3 separate regions of the Homo sapiens genome follow, and all the other regions are linked to region 2. The links are chromatin contacts, found by Hi-C or POLR2A ChIA-PET in ENCODE. All regions are on one chromosome and are shown on one strand. The core of a region is the stretch at or near the end of the contact, and the rest is flanking DNA. Distances in the headings are between cores, read along the strand shown.

Region 1 (4,821 bases), core at 2,032-4,531, 260 kb after region 2:
GGAGCAGGATCATGGGAGGGGCAGGAAGGGGTGGAGCAGGTGGGCTTGCAAAGCAGCAGGAAGAAGGTGCGATAGACCAGAGAACAGTTAAGGTAAAGACAAGGGGGAGCGAGGGTGCAGGCAGCCTGCCGGGGAAGGAAACAATGAGATCCTATGCTGAGAGTGAGGGCTGGGGATGAAGGTGATGGGAAGAGAGAAGTGGCTTGGAAATTTGAGGCAGGGAGGACACGGAACAGAAAGTCAGGCAGGAATGAATAATAGGGCATTGAGAAGCTGAAGATGGAAGCCCGGCTCTGCAACATCCTCGTCTGCACAGTCATGACATTTGCTCCAGCCTTTCTGGGCAGTCTGGAAGCAGAAGCAGAAGCAAAGAACCCAGTGGCGGGAATCCTCCAGCTATGGCCAGCACTGCAGCCACAGTGGACAGCCAGAGACACAGGACCTTAGCGGATGATCGGAGAGAATTTTACAGCAGGAAGCCTTTTTGTTGATATGGGTGACCTTCACCTCCAAGACCGGTACAGCCTTGTCTTGGGTTAAATTTGGAGACCAAATGTGAAAAAGTTTTACATAAAAAATATATACCGGCCAGGCACGGTGGCTCACACCTGTAATCCCAGCACTTTGGGAGGCTGAGGCAGGCAGATCACGAGCTCAGGAGATCGAGACCATCCTGACTAATACGGTGAAACCCCATCTCTACTAAAAATACAAAAAATTAGCTAGGTGTGGTGGCAGGTGCCTGTAGTCCCAGCTACTCAGGAAGCTGAGGCAGGAGAATGGTGTGAACCTGGGAGGCGGAGCTTGCAGTGAGCCAAGATTGCGCCACTGCACTCCAGCCTGGGTGACAAAGCGAGACTCCATCTCAAAAATAAAATAAAATAAAATAAAAATTAAAATTAAAATAAATATATAATATATATGTGTATATACATATTATATAATATATATACATACGTATATATACATATACACCTCTCCCAGAAAGAATTGTGAACCAGGAATGAGAACAAATTCCTGTTGTAGAAGAAGTTGTTTTTCTTCTTTCCTTTGGCTTTCCTGTGCTGTGTGATCCAAGCAGATGACTTAAACTTTTTACCTATTCCTCCTATCTGCCTGCCTCTGGGCCACATTCTGCTGATTTACTAACTTTCTGGAAAGAAATCGCTGTTTAAATTAAGGCAATTTCACTAAGCAAGTGGTTTCATTCTACAGAATTCTGTAGTGTTTGCCCTCTCCTTACAGCAGTGAAACAAAACAAAAACAAACAAATCCAGTTTAGTCGAAACCTCACTGGTCTTTTGACTTGTTCTTGATGTTCAATGGGGTTGTTGAAGCTAAACAGATATTAAACAAATTCTACCCAGTTTAGTTTGGGAAATTAAATGCTGTCAGCCGTGGTCAGTTCTGCACACTCCACGCGGATGGAGAATGCTGGCATTGGTTATGATTGCCTTAAGTGCTTATTCTCTGATCAAGAGGCAGCATCTTAGCCTCTGCCAGAGTGGAGAAAGGACTGTACCATGGGTGCCATCCACCATGACCCACCTTACTGACGAGAAGCAGTGATGCATGGGATCTGTTCTTCCTGTACCCCTTTCAAGCATCTCCAAGTTCCTCCCCAAAGCCCTAAGGAGACTTTTGAAGCCACTCTTTGTCTCCTATTAACTTAAGGCTTGGGTGCTGGCTGTTAGCCAGCCAGAGTGGGGCAAAGAAGGCCAGAGCCCAAGAAAGGCCTCCGTGGCGTCAGCAGCCCCGGGGTCTGTCCAGCCTAGAATTCATGACTGCTGAGACACTCAGGTGTGGCTTGGGGATGGGACTGTGAGGAGCCATCTCCACAACCCCAGAAGGCAGAGCATGGACTGAACATTCAGAGAAACAGCTATCACGGTATAGCCAAATACTCCTGTGAGCTCTTCATATTTTTCCATCAGGGCCACATCTAGGAAGAGTTAATTTCATAAATTGACCTCCTACTGTCTTAAGTGGATATATCTTTCTCTCCTAGCTTCCAACGGAGCCATTTTACTTTTACCAACTCGAATTTGATGACCAACCAAAGAGAGAAAGAAGTAAATGACTACTACTAGGAATCTATGATGTTCTAAACCCTTTGCTAAATGTTCACTTTTGCTAAATTGTTTCACCACATGCCTATTATTTAGGTAGTTTCATCTCCATTTTACAGATGGAGAGTTACGCTGTAATATCTGGACCACCTAAGTTGGTTCTCCATGTTTCATCTGATTGCCTAGCCTGTAATACCATTATATGTTGCCCTATTGCAACTTCTGTCTTTCCAAATTAAAGAATCGATACTCCATGTCGGTGTATGTGGAGAAGAGGGATAGATATCTAAACATGTTGGCTGGAAACCACTATATCTTTCATCAAGTATTATTAAGACCTATAATGTTCTCAGCACTGTAGGGAGCAAGTGGAAAGAGGGCTCTCACCTGCAAGGACACTGCTACCTGTTTTGGGATACACAGAAAAACATGTCCACTTGCCTTCCACTTGTCTTCCTTGCAGCTGAGTCCCAGAGGCACAGGTTGTCATTTCAAGATGCAGAACAAGCATCACAAAATAATTCTAAGGATCCAGTGAGCTCCAAGGAGACTGTTGCCATAGCACCATCCCATACTGGTGAGTCCCAGAGTAGTCTTCTTCTCTGGTGAATGTGCCAGGGGCAGAAGGCACTGTTAGGTCCTCCAACTGACTGCCCCTTGCTGTGCTTCCTGTATGGCTCCACTGGATCCTGGAGGAAGACAGCTAAAATGGGAAGAGCAAAACGGAAGTGGTCTGGTGAAGAGAAGCAAGTTTGCTGAGCGTGCTGAGGCAGTCTTATGTAGGAGAACTCAGCTTCAATTTATGGAGCATCAGAATCCAGCCTCCCATGTGGCTCTGTGGCTCTGGCCTCTCCTTAAAACTTCCAGGAAGGAAGCTTCACAGAGGAAGGAAGGGGAGAGGGAGGAAAGCAAGGACAATTCCCACAGTGACAGAGTGCCTGGCCTGGGATGGCAGAGGGCAAAACTTGAAGGCTGGCTGCTGAGATGGGCGGGGAGGGCTGGGTGTGTTGGGGCTTATGTGTTCATTATGAGAAATGTCTTAATGACCATAAGTCCTGAGGGAGGCTGGAGAGCAATGCCTGGCACCAGCCACGCTTGTGCAGGGGCTCCTGTCCAGGTGAAAAACATGTACGGAGTGAGTAAGGAGAGAGATGGGAGTGTGTGGCTGCTGAAGGTGACTGATGGCCTTGGAATGCAACTCTGACTCCTGTGGGATTGGGTTTTACTGGAATGAGACACAAAGATTAGTGACTTTCAGCTGAGAAGGAATCCTCGTTCTTGGTTTCCAGAACCGTGTTTCTTCATGGTTCTTTGGGAGTTCCATTTGTGTTCTCCACCTCCAGACCTCTGCTCAAGACATTTATTCCTTCTTCCCATGAGTCCATATCCTACTAGGCCAGCCCAGGCCTCACCATTTCCATGAAGTCATCCTTGCTGGTCTAACTTGAAGCCTCCCTCCTCGAACCTGCTGACCTTCCACTGGCAGAGGTGATGTTAGTGTGAGATTCTCCAACAGGGATATGTGTTTAAGGGGAACATTTGTCTTCACAGAATCTTGAAGTTACTCAAAAATTCTGGGAGAACAAACTGATAAGATTTAATATATCAAAAGATTTTATGGAGTAAAATGCAAAGTTGACAAGCGTATTTAAATTAAAGCTGAGACTTCAAAACAATTTCATGAGACTGGAGGGCCACTTTGAGCCATACTCAACTGGGCACCTGCTTGCTATCCTCTCCATGAGAGAACTTTAGCAGATGAGTTTGGGGAGTAGGGAATGCGATGTCAGGAGGCATAGGAGGGCCTCTTTCTCTTCCTGGAGGCTGGGCAATGGGGAGTTGAAGCCTTGCTAATTGAGAGCAAAAGGAAATTGTTTTATTAAATTGCAGTTAAAAATAACAGCAAATACTATTTGTCACATACCTCCTATATGCCAGGTACTGTACTAGTTGCATTACACATTTTATTTCAATCAACTCTCATAAGTCAATGAGGTAAATATTACTCCCACCCTACAGCTGATGAAGTCAAGCCACGGTGAGGCAATGTAATGTCCCCAAGTCAAACAGCTAGTAAGATCAAGGTCCAGGATATGATCCTGAGTCTAATGGACTCTTAGCTTCTCTGCCATGCTGCTGTGGGTATATCAAGGAAGAGACCTGAAGCGTATGTCTCCACAATGCGTCACAGGCATTCCCTAAAGTTTTGTTATTTTTATGTTGGCCCCAAATGTTGACCTCTTCTGTTGCAGGTCCAGACTCTAGGTCATATGGAGAGCTCAGTTTGCCCTAGTGGTTCCTCCCCATGCAGGGGATCCTGGACCAGGTGTGTGGAAACCTCACCCCCCTAGCAACATCTGGAAGGTCTTGCTGGGCCCCCGCTTGACTTATCTACCAGAAAAAGAGTGGCTGGTCTGGTCTATCCTTGTATAAATTTGGGAAATTACCCAGTCAGATTTCAACATCAATAAGCGGCCAGGTGTGGTAGCTCATGCCTATAATCCCAACACGTTGGGAGGATCGCTTGAGTCCAGGAGGATCGCTTGAGTCCAGGTGGGAGGATCGCTTGAGTCCAGGAGGTGGAGGTTGCAGTAAGCTGATATCATGCCACTGCACCCTAGCCTGGGCAGACTTTATCTCAAATATAAATAAATAAATGAAGAGATGAGGATCAGATTTGTGGGCAGCTGGGGGATGGCTGGTTGTGATTCTTGTTCTGCATAAGGACATAAGGAACACTCAGGGTGAGAAA
Region 2 (5,057 bases), core at 1,641-4,140:
CTTACCAGGACTTCCTGTTTTCACTTTTGTCTTTTTAAAATCCATTTTCTACAGCATAATTTTTAAAAAGTATGTCAGATCCCATCTCTGTTCCCGTTGTCTCTGGAATAAAATTCAAACTCCTTGCCATGGAGACTTACAAGAGCTTGTCTACTCTCCAGCCTTATTTCTTAGTACTTTCCCCTTTTTTTGGTTATGTCTCAGCCAGATTGCCCTCCTTTCAATTTCAGCACTGTAGCTTGTTACTACGTGTGGCCATTCAAAACAGTAGATATTTATTACAAACTTACTTTTAGGGACGAGACACTACTGCCTCCAGAGAAGGAAAGAAATTTTGTTAGAATATTATAAAAGGGTGGCATGTAAAGGTAGCTAGACTGCCTTATCTCCATTTCTTCTCAGTGTCAGAAAACTCTCAAACTAAAATGGAAATAAGTTGCTGATTCACTTTAAAACCCAAACTTACTTAAAATAAACTGTCAGTTCTAAGCTGAGATTTACTCCAATAGAATATTCCCTTGATGGGTTGAGAATGAATAAGATGAATTATCTGAGTCCTGATCTTGCTCATATAGCTGTTTCTTTAAGGACCAACATTTGGTTCCTATACCGTAGGATTCTCTCCCTGGTAAAGAGGAGTTAGTAATATCCATATCTCTTTTCTAAATTCCAGAATTCTTCAATTTGTATTTTCTTTAACTCTGTGACCTAGCCGTTGTCCACGGCACAGTTAGTCTGTGGGTCAAATGGGTGTGGTTTCACCTAATTCTCCCAGAACGGGAGATATTGCAGGAAAATGAGTCCTACTACAATGAACATTAAAGAAAAGATTATGTCTAAAGGCAACATTTTCATATAAGTTTTTTCCCATATCTATTAATTGCATCAAGGTATGTGTCTGTACCAACGTATGCTGTTGGACCTTTCTGTTAGAGGTGCTTAATTGGTTTCTGACCATGTCAGTTATAAGATAGAGAATCTGTCTGTGGTAAATGACATCCCATAAATGAGTTTCATAAGGCTTGACCTGGGAGCTGACATGTCAGGACTTCCTAGTGTGTCTTTGCATACCGGTTCTAAATCTCCCAGCTTCTTTGGTATCTTTTTATTGTATGACAAGATGCTGTACTTTAGTTCATGTTTGAAGCGACAGAAGCTTAAGTTTTGAGTTCCCAGGAAAAGAAAGACTTAAACATTTCCAATTAAAGCATCAGAGATTAGTCTGACTAGGGTGTGAGTTAACAGGAACTCTTTATTGACCTAAAAACCTACCCAGAAAGTATTGGCATGAGAATTTGGCAGCTTGGAGTGGGAGGGCCTATGGCTATGGTCAGTCTTAACATGTTAGGACATCTTAAATTTCACTTTAAAATTTCTGAGTTTGCTGTTGATTGATGCCTGCTAAGAAAGCGTTTCTATAATAGGAATTGAGATTGTGCTGCTGTAATGCCCTCAAGCAATGCCACGTCACCAGTATCTCCTCCTATTTTAGGGCAATTCTTTTTCTTAAACCAAATTCCCAGCTTCAGCAAGAAGAATCCAAAAGCCGAACTGTTAGAAATTTGTCCCTGGTTTTTCCTTCCTTTACCCAATTTATTGAGTAGCTACTATGTACTAAGAAGCATGGTGTTAAGAAGTGGGAATACAAAGAAAAGTCTAAATGGCCAGCAAATGAACAAAGAGATCTTCAACTAAACCAGTACTTAAGGAAATAAAATTAAAGCAGCAGTTAGAGTGAGTACGTACTATGTACCAGGATACAATAACAAATCATATTTATTTACTTACACACATACACACCTGTGTGCATCAGGTGATAATAAATACTATGGATAAAATAGGAAATGGGGATAGGAACAGTATGGGAGGCAGAGTTTTGCAGCCTGGTCTTCACTGCCACCAGTGCATGAGGCTAGGTGTGGAGGATCATTGCAGATCACATGGAGTGCCTGGGCTCTGTCGCCATGGTTATGTAGAGATGGGACATGGAAGCGAAAGGAAACCTTTCCTTTCCATATTAACTCTCTGACTCCACATTAATGTGGATCCTGTCCTGGCAGTGTCAGCCTCAGGTCTAATTTGAAAGGTTTACTGTCTATAATAATAATGGGCTGGAAGCCAGTTCACATCTGACTACATGTGTGGCCACATACATGTATGTGTATTTGGGAAGAGAAAATGTATCTTTAGAACTTACTACTGGAAACATTAGGAAAGAGCCTTTTTTCTACATGTGGAGAAGAAAAGCCTTTTTTTATTATTATGCGTTAATACTCTTTTTTTCTCCAACCTCTGTCTCCTCAAACAGACAAATAATTTAAACATGGCTGTCAAAATTTCTGAACACCAGGAGGATGCCTCCCTGCCTTCCCTCCCTCCTTCCCTCTATTTCTGTCTCTCTCTTTCTGTCTCTCTCACACAGAACCATAGTTTCAGATCAGATTTTCTACACACTGTTTTAATTTATTAGAAGGGAAAAATTCTTTCTTATGGCTAAAAGTTTGCACTCTTGATTTTTCTAAAGTCCACTTTTATGACTAAGCTATAAATCTCTAAAAATAGAGATTTACAGTGGAAATGTCAACTCCTTTGTATTATGTCAGGTCAAAATGTGTAGCTAATTGGTGTGCATTTGTTCATGCATATGTCATGAGCCAGAACTATGTTTTAGCCCAGTGACCACACATGGGGGCAGATAGGTGTGGTCCAGTTCAGATATACTAATGTTTTCTTTGTTTATGGTAAATTAGAATAGTGCAAGGTACTGGTTTGGAAAAATATGTGGGCAAGGCAGACATTTAGGATTTATGAACCTTTACTTAGCCAGTATTGCCCTATCATTCGTCCACCATATCGACCTGTATCCACTAGGGGACATAAGAACACCTACTGGAGGAAAGAATGAAAGTTTGTCTGCATTAAAATTTAAACACAGGACTCTTAGATAACATACAAAAAGACTCATTTTTTTAGTTTCATGATTCATAAAGAAGTTATATATTTTGTTTAAATTTTAATCATCACCAGAAACTTTTAAAGGCAGGATCAGTATCTTAACGTCTATTTATGGAATGAGAACCAAACAAGCAGCTAACTAGCAAGCTTGTGTCATTAACTGACTACCTATGTGGTCTACAGAAGCTATGCTGAGAATGATTCTGGCTTTACAAAATACTTTATATAGAAAAGGATTACCTTTTAGAGTCAGGAGGTGAGACATCTGGGGAGGACATCTGCTATCAGATTGCAGTGGACAAAAACCAGAAGTGTTCTATATTTTGCACCCCGGCCACTAGCTATGAAACCCGAGAGACAGATGTTAAGGGCACTGCTGTTGTCTTCTAAACTGATTATCTGGCCTACCAGGTTAGAAACTTAGGTTGTATTTTTTACTTATGGTTCTTTTTTTTTTTCGGTATGATCTACCTGCAGAAAAAAATGCAAAGATTTTAAGTGATACAGTCTTTATAGACAATTTTTGCTTTTTAGTTGGAGTTTTTACTAACATTTAATATAAGTATTAATATAACTGAATTAAGGTCTACAGTTTTGCTGTTTGCTTTGTTTGTCCCATCTGCTTTTTGATCATTTCTTGTTCCTTTTCTGCCTTATTTTGGCAGAAAATCAAATCATTTTTAGTTTTTCATTTTAATTCTGTTGACTTTTCAGCTATACTTCTTTGCATTTTTTTTAAAGTGGTTACTCTAGGGATTATAATACACAGTCATATCTTCTCAGTCAACAGTGGTTAATATTTTACCACCTCACCTCCTTCTTTGTGCTATATATATATGCATATATATATATATGCATTCATCAATTGTTTTATATATATATATATATATGTCCTAGAATACCATGTTTTACTTTTTGCTTTCTGGTTTTATGTCTTTTAAGTAAAATTAGAATAAACACGCACAATTTTATATTTACCCATATATTTTCCAGCTGGTGTCAATTTCCTTTAGTCTGCAAAATTCCCTTTAAAATTTTTTTGTAGTGTAGGTCTGCTGGCAATGAGATCTCATTTATCTAAAAATCCCTTTTCCGTTATCTTTAAAGATATAGAATTTGAGGTTGACAAGTGGTTGTGGTGTGTGTATGTGTGTGTGCAGCACTTTAAAGATACCGTTTCATTGTCTCCTGGCCTCTGTTGTTTCTGATAAAAAGTTAACCATTACTCATATTGTTGTTCCTCCATATATAACATGTACATTCTCTCTGGCTACTTTGACAATTTTCCCTTTATCTTTGTTTTCCAGCAGTTTGACCATAAAGTTTCTAGGTATAGTTTTCTTTGTTTTTGTCCTTCTTAGGGTTCACTGAGCTTCTTGCATCTTTACATTATGTTATGTTTTTGAAAAAATTGGGGAAAGTTTTGTTACTACTTCAAATATTTATCTGCCCTATTCTCTCTTTCCCTCTCAGGACTCCAGTTACATATAGTTGTGCATTGTGATCTTGTCCCACAGTTCATTAAGGTTCTTTTATACCCCCCATCCTCGCCTCTCCTTCTTTTTTTATTTCTGGTCTTCAGATAGGATAATTTCTGCATATCTCTCTTCGTGTTCACTGATTTATTTATTTTTCTACTCCAATCTGCTGTTAAGCCCATTCAATAATTTTATTTCAGATGCTGTATTTCTTTATTCTTTGTTTATTAAAGCTTTAATTCCTTTACTGCTGTTTACCATCTATTCATTGATTTGGGACCATATTTGCCTTTAAGTCCTGGAGCCACTTTAAAGTTCTTGTCTGCTGTTTCCAACATCTGGGTCATCCTAGTTTGGTTTCTGCTGGATAAGTTGACCCATTATTCTGTTATTGGTCACATGTGCCTGCATTTTTGTATGTCTAGCTAGTTTTATTACATGGTGGATATTGTGGATGCTCTGTGTTGTTGAAAATACAAATTTTGTTGTCTTCCTTTAAAGAGTATTGAATTTTCTTCTGGTAATCAGATAATTAACTCTCAGATCAGACTATCAGATCAGAATGAATCATATAGGGATTTTTTTCAAGACTTATTTTTAAAGCAGTTTTAGGTTCGCAACAGA
Region 3 (4,924 bases), core at 461-2,960, 150 kb after region 2:
GCTTATCACATACACTTTCTGTTAGACCTGACTTTGGCCAAACTAAACTGTTCTCTCTCTCATGTGGCGATCTTGGCTGATTGTTTTTAGGAAGGGAAACCTCATTTACTTTCCTGACATGGACTTTAATTCTGGGAGCCAGAGGCTTCCTGTTGCAAGGCAGGGTTGGTCTGTGTTGCTCTGAGGGGAGCCTGATGTCCTCACCAAGCCCTAGCTACACACTACTCACTAGAGGTGCCAGGTGGTGGCTCTTGAAAACTAGGGAGGGGCCCCAGACTGGAGGGCAGGTAACGGAGATGCTGGAGGCAGAGCCCACTATCAAGTATTGGTGGTCACCTGGAAGTGCTGCCAGGAGGCCATGATGGGAATGAGGAAGGAGCAAGGGTCAGGGTTTGAGGCTCCTGAGCCAAAGTAGACAATAGCACACTCAGAGCCACAGTCAGGGGCTTAGTCAGGAGCTGAGGTTTGAGAAGGAGGGGGCCCCTTTCCAGAAGGGACCATGATTTGACCCATGTTCTGTGTCCTCCCTCAGTGCATTGGTACATAAGGCATCACAGAGTCCTTGAGATGAAGGAACCTTAGACATCAGCTACCCCGAGCCCCTACTTCATTGATACCAATATTGCCTGCAACAGTGGGTTCAATTAGTGCTTTGTGGAGTCCTGGTGTTCCCAGGGGTGTCTCAGGGGTAGGGGTGTCTCACGCAATATTTGGGACATAATTACTGTATACTAAAATATTATTCATTGTTTATCTAAAATTCCAATTTAATTGGTTGTCCTGTGTTTTTACTTGCAAAATGTAGCAACTCTATTCAGGGAGTTTGCCAGGAGCGGAGTAGAGGGCTCAGAGGGCGGGGAATTCCACTACCCACCCACCATTTTAATGAGACCAGCTCTACTTTTATCTGACAGTGGTAGTTAAAACTAACAAACAAAACAAATCCCTCCCCTTTCATGGTCTCTGATTGTATCAGTCAGGGTTCCCTAGAGGGACAGAACTAATAGAACGTATATATATATATAAAGGGGAGTTTATTAAGTATTAACTTACATGAACTCAAGGTCCCACAATAGGCTGTCTGCAAGCTTGAGGAGCAAGGAGAGCCAGCCCGAGTCTCAAAACTGAAGAACTTGGAGTCCGATGTTTGAGGGAAGGAGGCAACTATCATAGGAGAAAGATGTAGGCTGGGAGCCTAGGCCCATCTCAGCTTTTCACATTTTTTTGCCTGCTTTATATTAACTGGCAGCTGATTAGATTGTGCCCACCAGGTTAAGGGTAGGTCTGTCTTCTTCTGAGCCCTCCAAACTGTTCCAATCTCTGCCTGTTACCCAGTTCCAAAGTCGCTTCCACATTTTTGGGTATCTTTTCAGCAGTGCCCCCATATTTTTGGGTATCTTTTCAGCAATGCCCCACTCTACTGGTATCAATTTACTGTGTTAGTCCATTTTTGTGCTGCTGATAAAGACATACCTGAAACTGGGAAGAAAAAGAGATTTATTTGGACTTAACAGTTCCACATGGCTGGGGAGGCCTCAGAATTATGGGAGGAGGTGAAAGGCACTTCTTACTTGGCAGCGACAAAAGAAAAATTAGGGAGAAGCAAAACTGGAAACGCTTGATAAACCCATCAGGTCTCATGAAATTTATTCACTATTACGAGAATAGCACAGGAAAGACCAGCCCCCATGATTCAATTACCTCCCCTGGGTCCCTCCCACAGCACGTGGGAATTTGGGAGATACAATTCAAGTTGAGATTTGGGTGGAGATACAGCCAAACCGTATCACTGACCAAGGAAGAATCCTAGACAGTATTATAGAGAAGAGATTTGGACATAGTACCATTCATGAACAAGGGTTACTCATTTCCCCCAGTATCAGATAGGTCAAAGCCATGTTAAGGGAAGAATATAAATCTCTTCTGATGACCAGCCAAGGAATTCTGTTATTGTTGTTTTAAGGGATAGATTCTCATGATGGTGAGTTAAGGTTGAGAAAAAGACAACTGCATTCAGAAAGGGACACTTCTCTCTCTCCCTGCCCTCAAGATGTCCAAAGACCTTGAGACCAGGGTGTACCCTCCCTCACTTCCTAAAGCATCAGATGCCAGGCTGGAAAGAGGCCCCAGGATGTTCACAGGAGGCTGCTGGAGTCTATCCCATTTGCCAGGGATGGAAAGGGACCTCAGGAGTTAGGAATTGATACTTCAGTGAAGAGAGGGAGAGCCTCCAGGGGAAAGTGTGGAGATGGTTAGGGTCCCCACCCCACCAGGGATGAAAGGGTTAAAGGGAAGTGAGGGGAGAAGGGGAGAGTTAGCAAATGAGAATGCGTTTTTTAACTTTATTTATGTATTTACTTGTTTATTTATTTTTATAGAGATGGGGTTTTGCTATGTTGCCCAGACTGGTCTTGAGCTCCTGGCTCAAGTGATCTACCTGCCTTGGCCTCCCAAAGTGCTAGGATTACAGGTGTGAGCGACCATGCTTGGCCAAGAAAGCATTCTTTTCACTCTTTTTCTGAAGGCCTAGGCAGAGAGGTATAGTCCCTTGTGCAATGCAGAGAAGCCAAGTACAAAACATGGTGCTCAAAATTGTGCGAATTGCCACCCCAACACCTGCTGCATTACCTATTGTTTTAGAATTTTGGAACAATTACCTGATTTCATCAGGAAAAAGAACAGCTTTAAATTTTCAAAAGAGTCAGTGTGGAGTCAGCCAGCGGAAAGTAGGTGAGGGCGTTCCAGCATGGGTTGGCGGCAGCTCATTTTTCCATGGCATGTGTGTGGAGGACCCTCTCTCATCTAGCAGGTCATGTGGAGTGTCTGTTTGCAGAAACAGTAAGACAGAGCTCATCACTTTCATTCCGAGATGGAGCTAAAGAGAAAACCCTAAGGGATCAAAAAGGAAGGGGCCTATTCCGTGGGCCTGAGGTTTTAAGTATTTGGCTTCCACATGAGATTTCAATTTGAAGAAAGAGTTCCATGGCTAAAACAGTTTGGGAAAACCATTGCTCCCCACAATATACACAGTAAGTGGCCTTCCATCTTCAGTGAAACAGCCAACTAAAAACAAAAGTGTGTGTCAAATCACACATAAACTGGGGATTTCCAAGGCTCACTGAGAAGGGAACATAAGCTGGAGCCAGAGCAGAATTAATTGCTCAAGACCAGAGGAGAAGCTGCAGCTACAATGGAAGGTCCTCCTTCTGTGTGCCCTCCCCATGCAGCACTCCACCTTTCCTCAACATAAAAAGGGAGCATACAGTTAAAAAGAACCCACTGGAAAGGCCCAAGGGAGCTTGTTCAGGCCTTCCACCATGGGAGGAAATAATGGGAAGGCATCATCTATGAACCAGAAAGCTGGTCAGTGAGCCCCAGGCCATGGAGTTAACTGGGCCCTTAAGTGCAGTTTAGAGACCCTCTACTGTTACTTGAGAATGACCCCTGGAGGGTCCTGCCTCACTCCCTTCTACTATCAAAGTATTCCTTCCAGCCAAAGAGCCCTGGGGGCAGTTCTGGGAATGCAGTTTTCTCATCTTGATACAGTATTGCTCAGTTTATTGATCATTATAGATTGGGGCACAAAGTTGCCTGACTGTTCACCCCAAAACATGGCACTGTGTGGGAGGAAAGGGGTCTGAACTGTAAGGATCTGGCGCATGAGCCCTGAGAAGGACCTTGTGGGTAGGAGACTTCCAGCCTTGCCTTCTCCCCTCTGTTAGAAGTTGAGTCGGCAGGAGGCAGGCTGGAGCACAGCTTTTCCACGGTGGTACTGGGGAGAGGCCTGGCCTGCTCCAGGGCCTCCAGTGGGGAGGAAGTTGCTTTGCGATGGGCCTTGAAGGCTAGGGGTTTGGATTCATGAAGAAAGGGGAGACCATTGTTCCAGGGTGGAGGAGGTCTTTGTGGACTGGGCATAGGTTTTGGGGGATAGAGGGAGAGAAAAGGTAGAGGGAAAAGGAGCTGGCAAGGCCCAGATTTTAGAGAGCCGTGAATGCCAAGCTGAGTTCAACATTGAAGCTGAGATTTTAAACAGTCGAGTGCTTCTGATGGCCCCATACTGATTGACCTTGTGAGCCAAAAAGCAGCATTTGACACGTCCACATCCTGCCACCTTCCTCATGCAAATCTCCTCAGCAGTCTGCAATACCTCTCTTCTGTCTTGGGCTTGAAAGGGGGCTCTGGCATTGCCCATAGCCCCTGGGAATCCAGATGTTCACACTGCTGGGAAGGAGCTCATTTTTAAAAATCCAATAGTTTGTAATGAGAGGCAATTTTCTCCCAAAAGCAATTAGTATCTGCTAATTTCTTTGCACACAATTGCTTTCAAGAATAAATTCCAGGTTCCATATGGTATCCCATAAATCATATCAGAAGATTTCTTTCTTCTTAGGTATTTTATTCTTAAACAGACTCAGATTTTTACCTTTAAGAACGGAAGGATACTGAAGTACAAACTCCCTCCTCACCATATGTGTGAAAGTTTATATCTGAAATTCCAGATGTGATTAAAATCCAATTTAATATTTTTGATGGATGAGTCAGGGCTGCTACCAGCAGACTCACTGCTGTCATTTCCGGGTGACAGAGAGGTGAAAAATATTTGGTGCTTCTAAGTAATGCATCGATTCTAAATGGAGGATGAAAAGTAGTTAAAATGAAACAAACTGGCCAAGTGCAGTGGCTCATGCCTGTAATCCCAGAACCTTGGGAGGATGAGGTGGGCAGATCACTTGAAGCCAGGAGTTCAAGACCAGCCTGGCCAACATGGTGAAACCCTGCCTTCACTAAAAATAAAAAAAAATTAGCCAGGTGTGGTTGTGCACACCTGTAATCCCAGCTACTTGGGAGGCTGAAACATGAGACTTGCTTGAACCCAGGAAGTGGAGGTTGCAGTGAGCTGAGATCGTGCCACTGCATTCTAGCC

What was found. A loop is a pair of places that touch in the nucleus more often than their neighbours do. ChIA-PET counts read pairs that join two places held with the same protein, here RNA polymerase II (POLR2A). Pooled maps may share reads with other maps.
Region 1: a map of OCI-LY7 shows a loop between it and region 2 (3-fold over the local background). The contact joins two enhancer-like sites. A Hi-C loop is called at or near these places in 4 of 168 maps with a recorded cell type or tissue (OCI-LY7, PC-3, chondrocyte and 1 more) and 1 of 50 pooled maps. POLR2A ChIA-PET finds 5 or more read pairs at or near these places in 5 of 52 experiments (AG04449, OCI-LY7, PC-9 and 2 more).
Region 3: a loop to region 2 is called in a map of aorta, with 2.4 times the contacts of the local background. The contact joins two enhancer-like sites. A Hi-C loop is called at or near these places in 3 of 168 maps with a recorded cell type or tissue (PC-3, aorta and tibial artery) and 2 of 50 pooled maps. POLR2A ChIA-PET finds 5 or more read pairs at or near these places in 1 of 52 experiments (OCI-LY7).

What each region holds. Positions count from the first base shown.
Region 1 is chr2:45,183,216-45,188,036 of GRCh38, reverse strand. All of the region lies in intron 4 of LINC01121 (long intergenic non-protein coding RNA 1121), which reads left to right. Among named protein-coding and RNA genes, the nearest start is that of LINC01121, 69 kb to the left of the region's middle. Within about 2 kb of position 3,281, at least 3 of the 41 ENCODE cell types and tissues checked have a DNase peak (open chromatin) inside an H3K27ac peak, as active enhancers do; they include PC-3, where a contact is called at or near this core.
Region 2 is chr2:45,438,149-45,443,205 of GRCh38, reverse strand. The region is part of intron 16 of SRBD1 (S1 RNA binding domain 1); the gene reads left to right. Among named protein-coding and RNA genes, the nearest start is that of SRBD1, 170 kb to the left of the region's middle. Within about 2 kb of position 2,890, at least 2 of the 41 ENCODE cell types and tissues checked have a DNase peak (open chromatin) inside an H3K27ac peak, as active enhancers do; they include PC-3, where a contact is called at or near this core.
Region 3 is chr2:45,288,382-45,293,305 of GRCh38, reverse strand. No RefSeq gene overlaps it. Among named protein-coding and RNA genes, the nearest start is that of LINC01121, 36 kb to the right of the region's middle. Within about 2 kb of position 1,710, at least 2 of the 41 ENCODE cell types and tissues checked have a DNase peak (open chromatin) inside an H3K27ac peak, as active enhancers do.